Regions from separate parts of the Homo sapiens genome. Here region 2 is linked to region 1. Evidence: chromatin contacts called from ENCODE Hi-C data. All regions are on one chromosome and are shown on one strand. The core of a region is the stretch at or near the end of the contact, and the rest is flanking DNA. Distances in the headings are between cores, read along the strand shown. Region 1 holds the start of SLC17A9 (solute carrier family 17 member 9). Region 2 holds the start of CABLES2 (Cdk5 and Abl enzyme substrate 2).

Region 1 (4,421 bases), core at 317-2,816:
AAAAGGCGTGCGTGTGGCAGCCTTGACCCACAGGCCCCTCCAGAATCCTTGGCGCTACCCAATAAGGGCCTGCAAAGGAAGTTGAAGAGCTGTGGCAAGGGCTCCTTTTTAAACATCGAGCCTGGGAGGGACGTAGTGAAGGCTGCGGCAAGGGCTCCTTTTTAAACATCGAGCCTGGGAGGGACGTAGTGAAGGCTGCGGCAAGGGCTCCTTTTTAAACATCGAGCCTGGGAGGGACGTAGTGAAGGCGGAGCCACTCAAACCAGCCGCCAGTGAGGAGGCCCTGAATCCCTGGGGAGCTGGCCCTGCCCGGCAGGCCTGGATGAACGTGGGTGGGGGAAGAGGAAGAGAGCAAGGGGCAGGGCCCGCTGAGGGCAGCCCTCCCCTCTAATTGGCGCCTGACAGGGCTGTGATCTGGGCTGCCAGCTTTTCCCATGCAGCCAGCGCTCCCTTCATCTGGGTGCCAACATCCGATGGTGGCACTGCCCCTTTGGGCCTTCCTACAACTCTTCCCAGCACTTCTAGGGTCCTCAGCCCTCATACAGCTGGGAACTGGTGGGGCCAGAAGGTGCCATTACCTTGCCATGGTCAGGGTAGGTACCCTGGGGACTCAGTGCAGGCAGGAGACTGCTCTGGAACCCACAGGGCCTGAGTCTAGGCCCAGGGTCCAGCCACTTAAGGCCTCAGCCCAAGACCCAGAGCCAAGGGGTTCAGCAGTGTGGGGGCTGCTCTCAGGAGCTCCCTGGCAGAGGCCCTCCCCAGCTGACCAATGGCCCGCGGTCACCATCTCGCCCGGTTTCTGAGGCGTCACCTGCCCAGGGAGCCTCCTACAGGCAGCAGTGCTGGTGGCCAGGCGACCTGCCCAGGCCCTGCTTCTCCCCACCACCAAATGCTCCGAGAGCTGAAGCCAGCGGGGAGCTCGTCCTCAGCACACAGCTGGCACGTGGTGGCAGGACCCCCCCCAACCCCGTCCAGCTGCAGGCTCCAGCCCGTGCCCCCTACCTGGCCTCCTGACTGTCCTGGCGCCTGCTTGTCAGGGTCATGCATACACAGGGTGGTTCCACCTGGCGAGGGGTATGCCTCCTGACTGTCCAGGACAATGCCCCTGGCCTGGGGAACATAGCCCTGCCTGGAAGAGCCCCAGGAACACTGGCTGGGATAGGGCACTTGCCAGGTCCGGTCCTGGAATCTCATGGCAGGGAGGAAGGACAGGGCACTCACTTCCTTCCACCTCCCACAAGGAACACAGGGGGCCCCACAGCCAGAGGAGCCCGCCCAGCTCAGCCCTCCCCACCTAGCATCGTCCCACGTGGCAGTATCTCAGCTCCCTCCCCACGGCCCCATCTCCACCGCTCCCACCCCCCCTCCCCTCACCCCCGCCACACCTGGACCACTGGGTGTCCCCGGCCATGTCCCTGCGGGCCTCGTCTGGGGGTGGCTGCATCGGGCTTGGGGTGCTCAGACGGCGTGGGCACAGCTGTGTCCCGGGGCTGCCTCCCAGCCCAGGCTGACCCACCCGGGCAGCACCGCCCAAGTCCACGTGTCAGTCCCAGCGCGCTTCCGTCTGGTTCTCTCAGGACTTGTCGCCCCCAGACGGCCACCAGGGCGGGCAGGCGGGGCAGGGCGGGGCATACCACTCGGGTGCCCGCCCCACCCTGCTGACGTCGGTCCCTGCTGCCCCATAGGAGCGGGGCCAACGGTCGCCCTGGCTGGGTCGCCCTGACTGTCCGACGCGCCCTGGCTCAGCCCCAGCAGAGGTTAGTGTGGGGGCAGAGGGGGATTCCCAGCAGCAGGCCGGTCAGACTGGGGCTTCAGAGAAGGGCCCTGGTGGTAAGCCTGGTCCAAGAGGTGCCAGCCCATCCCTTGGACACGACACGGAGCCATGGGGCCGTCTGTCCTCTGTCTATAAAATGGGGAATGATGGCAGTCCCTGCCTTACCGATCAAATAAAATCAGGGATAAAGTCTTAACCAAGTGCAAAGAGAGTAAAAGTACAGGGTCACTGATTTTTAAAATGGATCTTTCGGGGCAGGGATGGGTCCACTCCTGAGCCCTTGGACCAAGCCTGGGAGAGCTGGACAAATCCAGCGCTGGCCCATGTCTTCTCAGCAGATGCCTGTGAAGGTTGTCATTGGCCCCTGGGTTCCTGGACAAAAGGTGTCCTGAGGACCCATCACAGGCCAGGTTCTGGGCTCGGGGGCAGGGGTGACGGGGTGGGGCCCCCACTCTGTGTGCTCCTGCTGCCATGCCAAGGATGAAGCCAGCAGGGGAAGGCCTCAACCATGCAGCCTTTCCCCAGGAGGCGGCAGGGCCTGCTCCTCAGGCGTTGCCCCCACCTCCACTAGGGCCCACCTCAGTCCATCCTCCACGCAGCAGCCACCACCCAGGGGCCGAGGGAGACACGTCTAAGGCAGGGCCTTGCACTTAGAACAGACCCACATTTACCCCCTCCCTCCCCCTAGCCCTCAGGTCTCCAACAGCCCAACCCACTGCACTGCAGGGCCTGCTCCCAGGGCCCTCTGAACAGAAAGACACGGGCACCCTGAAAAGCAAGGTCATACTTTCATCCATCCTGACGTAGGGTAGGTGAAAAGATGGTGGCAGAGAGAGGTTTATTGCCCCAAACAGCCCTAGCCCATAGCCAGGAAGTTTGGAAACTGTTGCTAAACGTATCGCTGTCAACAGCACCCTCTTTGAGGTGATTCGCTTCCATTCACTCTGTGATGGTGATTTCCTACCGAGATCTGTGATCATGCTGCAGCAGACATTTGCCATCTGGTTACCCAAAGTCCCCTTCCTCCTGGAGCTGATGTTCTGGGGCAGGTAGACAAAAATCAAAGTAGTGAAAGGGGTAGGGAAGGGGTGTTACTTCAAATAGGTTGGGCTGAGGAGGCACCCCTGGACACCTGAGTGAAGGCTGGATGAGCTGAAGAAACGGGCCATGCAGGGATGGCTGGGTGGGTGAAGGGGCCATCTCACAGGGACATTATAAAGCTGGGTGCTGGTAGTGGCCAGATGGAGGCTCTCCACGCTTCTGGTGGATTCTGAGAGCTGCCCCGCACCCAAGCATCTTTGAGGCCTAAGGTGAAAAATTATGTAGGGACAATAGACAGTCAACACCTGGGTTTTCAAGGACACAGGGTGACCTTGCGGACAGGGCAGTCACAGCCAGCACCCACTGGCCTCTGCTTCTGGAAGGCTGCGTGCCTCCCTCTTGTTGGGCCTGGCCCACCTAACTTCTTGTTTATTTCAAGTGCTGCTATAGGGAGACGATGCTAGAGATTTTCCTAAAGCAAATCCACACCTCACTACGTATGGCGCCCGTTGCTCAGCCTCTGCATCCACACCCCCCACAGACGCCCCAGGAGACCCCGCACAGCTTCTTGTAAACCAAGACAAGCCAGCCCTGGGCCTGGGGCTCCTCCCTGCACCCCACTTAGCCCTGCAACCTTCCAGCCCAACTACAATTCTCAAGATGAGGAGTCCATGAAAAGGAGACTGACAGATGACACTTTCCTCTGCCATGACTGACAGGCAGCAGCAAGAGGGAAGACCGCGGTACTGGACATCACGTGCGGGAACTGCCTCAAAGGTGGGGGCACCTTTCGGGCTGAGCTAACCCAGTCAACAGCAGACTGGAAAAAGACAAAGAACTGTGTGAGATGGTGCTCAAAACCAGAAAGATGAACTCTGCAATGACGACAAATGGATTCGGTGTGATGTGGGCGTGATACAGAGAAACATTCTTGAAGGTTCTGGAGCAGTTCATTTTTCTCAGAGCTGGTAAACTCATTGTTCGAATCTTACAAGCACTAGTGTTCAACATTTCTAAAACTGGGAGGGCCCAGTGAGGACTGGATGGGCACACAAATCTATAAACGAGCACAGACGAACCCTGGGCTGCTGTGACCGCCAGCACCTCTTCCCGTTCTTCCATGACCCTCCATGGCAGAGAATTCTTGGTGACGGGTCAGCCTGCTTCACTTTCAAAGCCAGCTGGGAAAATTACCAAAGCTGTCAGTCACACACCGTGATCCACAAGAGGGAGAAAACCTTGTTTGTGTGAGGAACGCCTACAGATGTGTCTCCAGGAAGCAGAAGTCACAGCCAGGCGGAGACCTTGCCTGACACGGGCAGCTCAAGGCAACAGCAGCTCCACCGCTTCTCCCTGGTTCCCAAGCTCATCAATTCCACCTCAAATACACAGAGACCCAAGGACAGGAGGCGCTGCTGCACCCAGCACTCTTCATCTCCGAAGTGAGCCTGCGGGGTGACCAACTGCCTTGCATGGACGGACAGCTGGCGGAAGAGCCTGCAACGTGACCTGCATTTACAAACATGAGGAAACCCACTCACCTTCAGTTGTTACTCCTTTCATGAATTCTTTTGGTTATAGCTGTGCCTATGGCTTTACGGGCTTC
Region 2 (4,693 bases), core at 567-3,066, 550 kb after region 1:
CACACTGCCCGCAGGCCAGGTTGGCTTTTGGCCACCCATCGACACCCTGGGGAGGGGAGAAGACTGGCAGCGGGAGCCTAGCAAGGGGGTTCACCAGACCCAGGAAGAGACCCCGTTCCTTCCTCAGCATTCCTCCTTGTCCCTCAAAGTCTAGCTTAGCGCCAGCAAAGAAGAACTGGCTAGGGGCCCCCCTACTGCACAGCCGATCCCCAGGACCCGGCGCTGCAGCCAGCACGGACAGCTGCCTCCTGCCTCCTGCGTCCTGCCCTCCACCCTCACTCGCCCCTTTCTGTTCTCATCTGACACCAGATTCTCTGCAAGCTGCTGGTGTATGGCCCACCCTCCCCTGTCAGGCCCCTCCTCCTGGTGATAGCCAGCAGGGATGGAGGGCCCACTGTGTGCCTGCCCCAGCCTCAGCACCCTACAGCGCTGGACACACTCACTCCCCGCTCACGGGAGCCCCCAGGCACACAAGTCAGCACCCCATTCTGTGGATCCAGAATCCGCAGCCACCCCTCTGCTATGCCACCCAGCCCCGCGTTCTCCTAGACAGGACAGCTGCCCACCTTCCCCTAGGCCTGGCAGAGGCCTTGGAGGCCAACTTGGAAGGGCGGAGGGAAAGGAAATGGAGGTGCTGCATGCTGCGTGAGCCCCAATGGTGGCCCGTGAAGGCCCACAGGAGGGAGCAGGCAGGCGGGAGGTGGGTAGGGGCCTGAAGGGCAGGGGCCCATGCTAGGGGTGGTGATGAAGACCCTGTCTTGCCCACTCGCCCACTGCCTTGTTGGCCATCATGCTGCCTCCCCACACACCAGGTGCTCCTAGGGCCAGCGCTGTGCCTGTCGGTCCCACCGGGTCCCCAGCACCCAGCACAGGAGAGGCTGGGCGCATGCGGGCAGGTGCGAGGTACTGCAGCGCATTCGCGGACTGACCACTGCATGTGCCTGGCCTCCGGCCACAGCCCGACCCCCTCACTGAGCCAGTTTCATCCTGACAGTACCCTGAGGCTGAAATCATTGTCCCCTCTTTAAAGATACGTAAACCCATGAAAGAAAGCTGGACAGAGCAGGCAGGTGACACAGAGGTGGGTGCAAGGTCCTGAGTCCCTCCACAAAGATACAGCGGGTTCCCCTCCAGACTGCAGACAGGCTCCCGGGCTCCAGAGGCAGGCCCTGACCATCCCGGTGCCACGGGCTCACAGGTTCTGAAGTCAGGGGCACCCAGGCACAGAGAGGAAACAGGCCTGGGCACAAGGCAGGCTCAAGGTCACTTTGCTACTGCAGGAAGTGCAGGACTCTGCCTGGGGCTTTGATCCCAAGCAGGTGCCTTCTCCACTCAGACCCTCGTTCCCTTCTGTCAATGAAGGAGGCCAGATGGCACGCGGGCCCTTCCGGGAAGCGGTGGGGCTCCTCCAGGGGCCGCCCTGCGCCCGCTGAAGCGCCGCCCAGACACACCTCCGGACAGGGAAGTGTGCTGGGGCCTCACCCACGCCGCCCTGGGTCCGGAGCCTTAAAATGTGCGCTCGATGGAGGCCATCCGCGAAGGCCGCCATACAGCAAAGGGAACAGAAAGCGAGAGCCCCGCGGCCGCAGGTCCCAAGACGGGGACTCGAACCGGCGGGGAGGCGCGCAGCTCCCGACTCCCTGCTGCTGCGTCCGACCGCCTCTAGGACCCAGGGGAGCGCCCTGAGCGCGGCACCTCGCTGGCCAATGGGAGAGCGCGACGGCGATACATTTGCATGTGGGCGCGCCGCGGCCAATGGGCGGCGGGCGCGCGGGCGCGCGGGCAGGGGGTGGGGCGCTTCGCGGCGGCGGGCGCAGTCTGAGGATGGCCGCGGCCGCGGCCGGTGGAGCCCCGGGCCCGGCCCCCGGCCCCGCCGGGCCCCCGCCACCCGCCGCGCCGACCTCGGCCGCTCGGGCCCCGCCGCAGGCGCTGCGGAGGCGCGGGGACTCGCGGCGCCGCCAGGCCGCGCTTTTCTTCCTCAACAACATCTCCCTGGACGGGCGGCCCCCGAGCCTGGGCCCGGGCGGAGAGAAGCCCCCGCCGCCGCCCGCCGAGGCCCGCGAACCGCCAGCGCCGCCGCCGCCGGAGCCCCCCACCGGGCTGCCCGCCAGGACCCCCGCGCCCCAGGGCCTGCTCAGCCCCACGCAGGTGCCCACCGGCCTCGGCCTGGATGGGCAGCGCCAGAGGTGAGTGGGGGCCCGGCCAGGTCAGCCCAGGACGCGGGGTACAGGGACGGGGACGGGGGCCGGATCAGCCCAGGACTAGGGGTCAGGATTACTTGGGGCCTCATCAGCCCAGGACAAGGGGGTCAGGTGACCTGGGGCCTTGTCAGCCCTGGACAGAGGCCAGGACAAAGGGGTTGGGTTCACCTGGGGCCTTGTCAGCCCTGGACAGAGGTTCAGGTGACCTGAGCCCCTGTCAACCCAGGACACAGGGGTCAGGGTCAGTCTGGGCCCTCATCAGCCCAGGACACAGGGGTTGGGTTCACCTGGGACCTTGTCAGTCCTGGATACAGAACTGGGGGTTCCTGGGCTGGCTGAGGGTTTCCTCAGGCCCTGTCACCCCCCACACATAGGGTTCATTGTCCCCTGAATTCTCCCAGCCCCTGAATACGGGGTCTGGATCTCCACGTTGTCAGTGCTCTGAAATGGGTTTTAGGGTTCAGCCCTTATTACCCCTGAGACCCCCAGCCCTGTGGGTTCTGGACATGCCCCCACCCCCATCCACTGGTACCAGTGCCCGGGACACAGGGACACATGGACAGCCCTGTGCATCTCTTCGCATTCTTTGAACCGGGCCACACCGTCCATGCCCACCTCCTCAGACCCAGCATGTGGGCCGGGGTCCTCCTGGCACTGTCACTGACACCTGTTCCCAGAGGCCCCTGCACAGCCACATCTCCCATCCCACAGCCACTGGTCTCTGGCACCCCTCCTCTCCCTGTCACTTCCCTGCTGAGCCCCGCCCTTCCCCACATCACTCTCAGCTCGGTATCTTTGGGTCTGTCACACCCTGGGTCTCCACTGCTCCCCCTGCCTTGATTCCATTTCTGGGAACCACCTCAGCCCATCCCAGGGCAACCCCAACCATGAGCCCTGCCTGTCCAGCGTGTGCCCCCTGCCCAGATGGCCCCTGGCTGCCCGACACCCTGTGTCCTTCTCCCAGAGACCACAGGACCTGGGTGACCCTGCCTCCCACAGCCCTCACCTCCAGGAGTGACTGTGGGCTCTGGGCCCAGGACTGGCTGCTTGTTGCGGTTCCTTCTCAAAGGGAGCCACTGTCCACAGGTCCAAGTGCCTGCTGGGCGGCTGTTCCCAGAGGCAGCCCCTGCAGGTGTGCAGCAAAGGGGCCGACACAGAGCTCTTGGGTCAAGGCTGGCACGTGCTCCTTGCTTACCTGGAGGTCATCAGAGTTGCCCCACGCCCCTGGCCTTCGGGCAGGTGGAGGCATTGGGTTCCTCTAAGGTCTTTGGTTGGGGAAGTTTGGGCCCAGAACACAGCACTCTGTCCTCAAAGACTATGACGTCACATGCAGGTTGCGTCACACGCAGGTCGCGGTGCACTCCATCCTTGGAAGTGTTCCTGGCCGTAGCCAGGCTGAGGGTGCCTGCAGACCCAGGCCTGTCCACAAGATGTCCCCCCACGGACATGCCTGGCCGCTGCTCCAGGGAGGGTCAGAGGGATGATTGGGGCAGAGGGATGGATTTGCCCAAATGTGGCAGCCAGGCCCCATGCATTTGGCATGGCCAGCTCCTTCAGGAAGGCGGGAGAGATGGAACAAGGTGGTGACTCTCCAGGGCAGAGCGGCAAGGCCCTAAGGTGTGGACTCCAGGGGAAGCGGGCTCACCCCAACGGGCCGAGCTCCGCAGGTGTGGTGGGCTTTTCCCTAACCCCGGGCCCTGTTGTTTGACATGGAAACAGCTTTCTCCCTCAGTCCTGCATGTTGAGTGTCCAGAACCGGATGGTGACACCAGGCAGACTGGGTGCTGTCATAGGCCCTCCTTCCACAGAGTTCATGCACCCCTGTGTGCACCAGGCCTGGCGTGGAGTGGAGCCCACTTGAGTGGAGGGAGGCAGAGCGTGGCGACGCGCAGGGAAGTGCCTGTGACTGAGAAGGCACCCCCTGCAGGCCCAGAGCCTCCATGGTGACAGTTCTGAGCGCAGCATGCTGCCCACGTGCAGCACATCCCTGCCCTGTGGGATTGTTAGAAGGTGCGCTGTGGCCGGCATCCCTGGGACAGGATGGGACGTGGCATGGGCTGGGTGCCTGCAGTCCTCCTGCCGTACCCACCATGGGCCCAAGCGCCACCACCCCTTGCCTTGCCCAGGGCTGTCTCCTCCCTTCCCTCCTCCTTGGCCCCCATGTCCCTGTTCAGGTCTTTCCTGAACCCCACTCTGTTCCTGGAGGGGGAGGCGTCCCTCCTGGGGCTCTGCTGCCAAGTTCGTGGTGCTGACCTTGTTTCTGAGGGCCATGGCCCCTCCCTGATAGGTAGACCCCAGCGTGAGGACGTCCATTTCACCCTGCGTTCCCTGGGCCTGGCTGCTGATCGAGGGAAGGGTGGCTGCCCCGGCAAAAGGGGCTGCTAGCTCCTGGCTTGAGAGTTCTAGGATGAGTTGGTTTCAGGAAATGGAGAGAATTCTGAAAGTCCTGAAGGCAGCCCTGATGTTGGTCTTGTGAGTGTGGTGGTTTGACC

What was found. Hi-C counts contacts between places; a loop is a spot of excess contacts on that map. Pooled maps may share reads with other maps.
Region 2: a pooled map shows a loop between it and region 1 (7-fold over the local background). The contact joins the promoter of CABLES2 here to the promoter of SLC17A9 in region 1. A Hi-C loop is called at or near these places in 5 of 50 pooled maps.

The regions. Positions count from the first base shown.
Region 1 is chr20:62,949,854-62,954,274 of GRCh38, reverse strand. SLC17A9 (solute carrier family 17 member 9) reads right to left here and starts at 1,566. Exons shown (of 13, transcript NM_022082.4): 1 at 1,386-1,566. The coding sequence starts at 1,444. RefSeq lists silencers at 1,346-1,445, 1,456-1,775 and an enhancer at 1,327-2,156.
Region 2 is chr20:62,404,408-62,409,100 of GRCh38, reverse strand. CABLES2 (Cdk5 and Abl enzyme substrate 2) reads left to right here and starts at 1,816. Exons shown (of 10, transcript NM_031215.3): 1 at 1,816-2,186. The coding sequence starts at 1,825. LOC105372709 (a long non-coding RNA gene) reads left to right here and starts at 2,207. Exons shown (of 2, transcript XR_936967.3): 1 at 2,207-4,211. RefSeq lists a silencer at 1,650-1,899.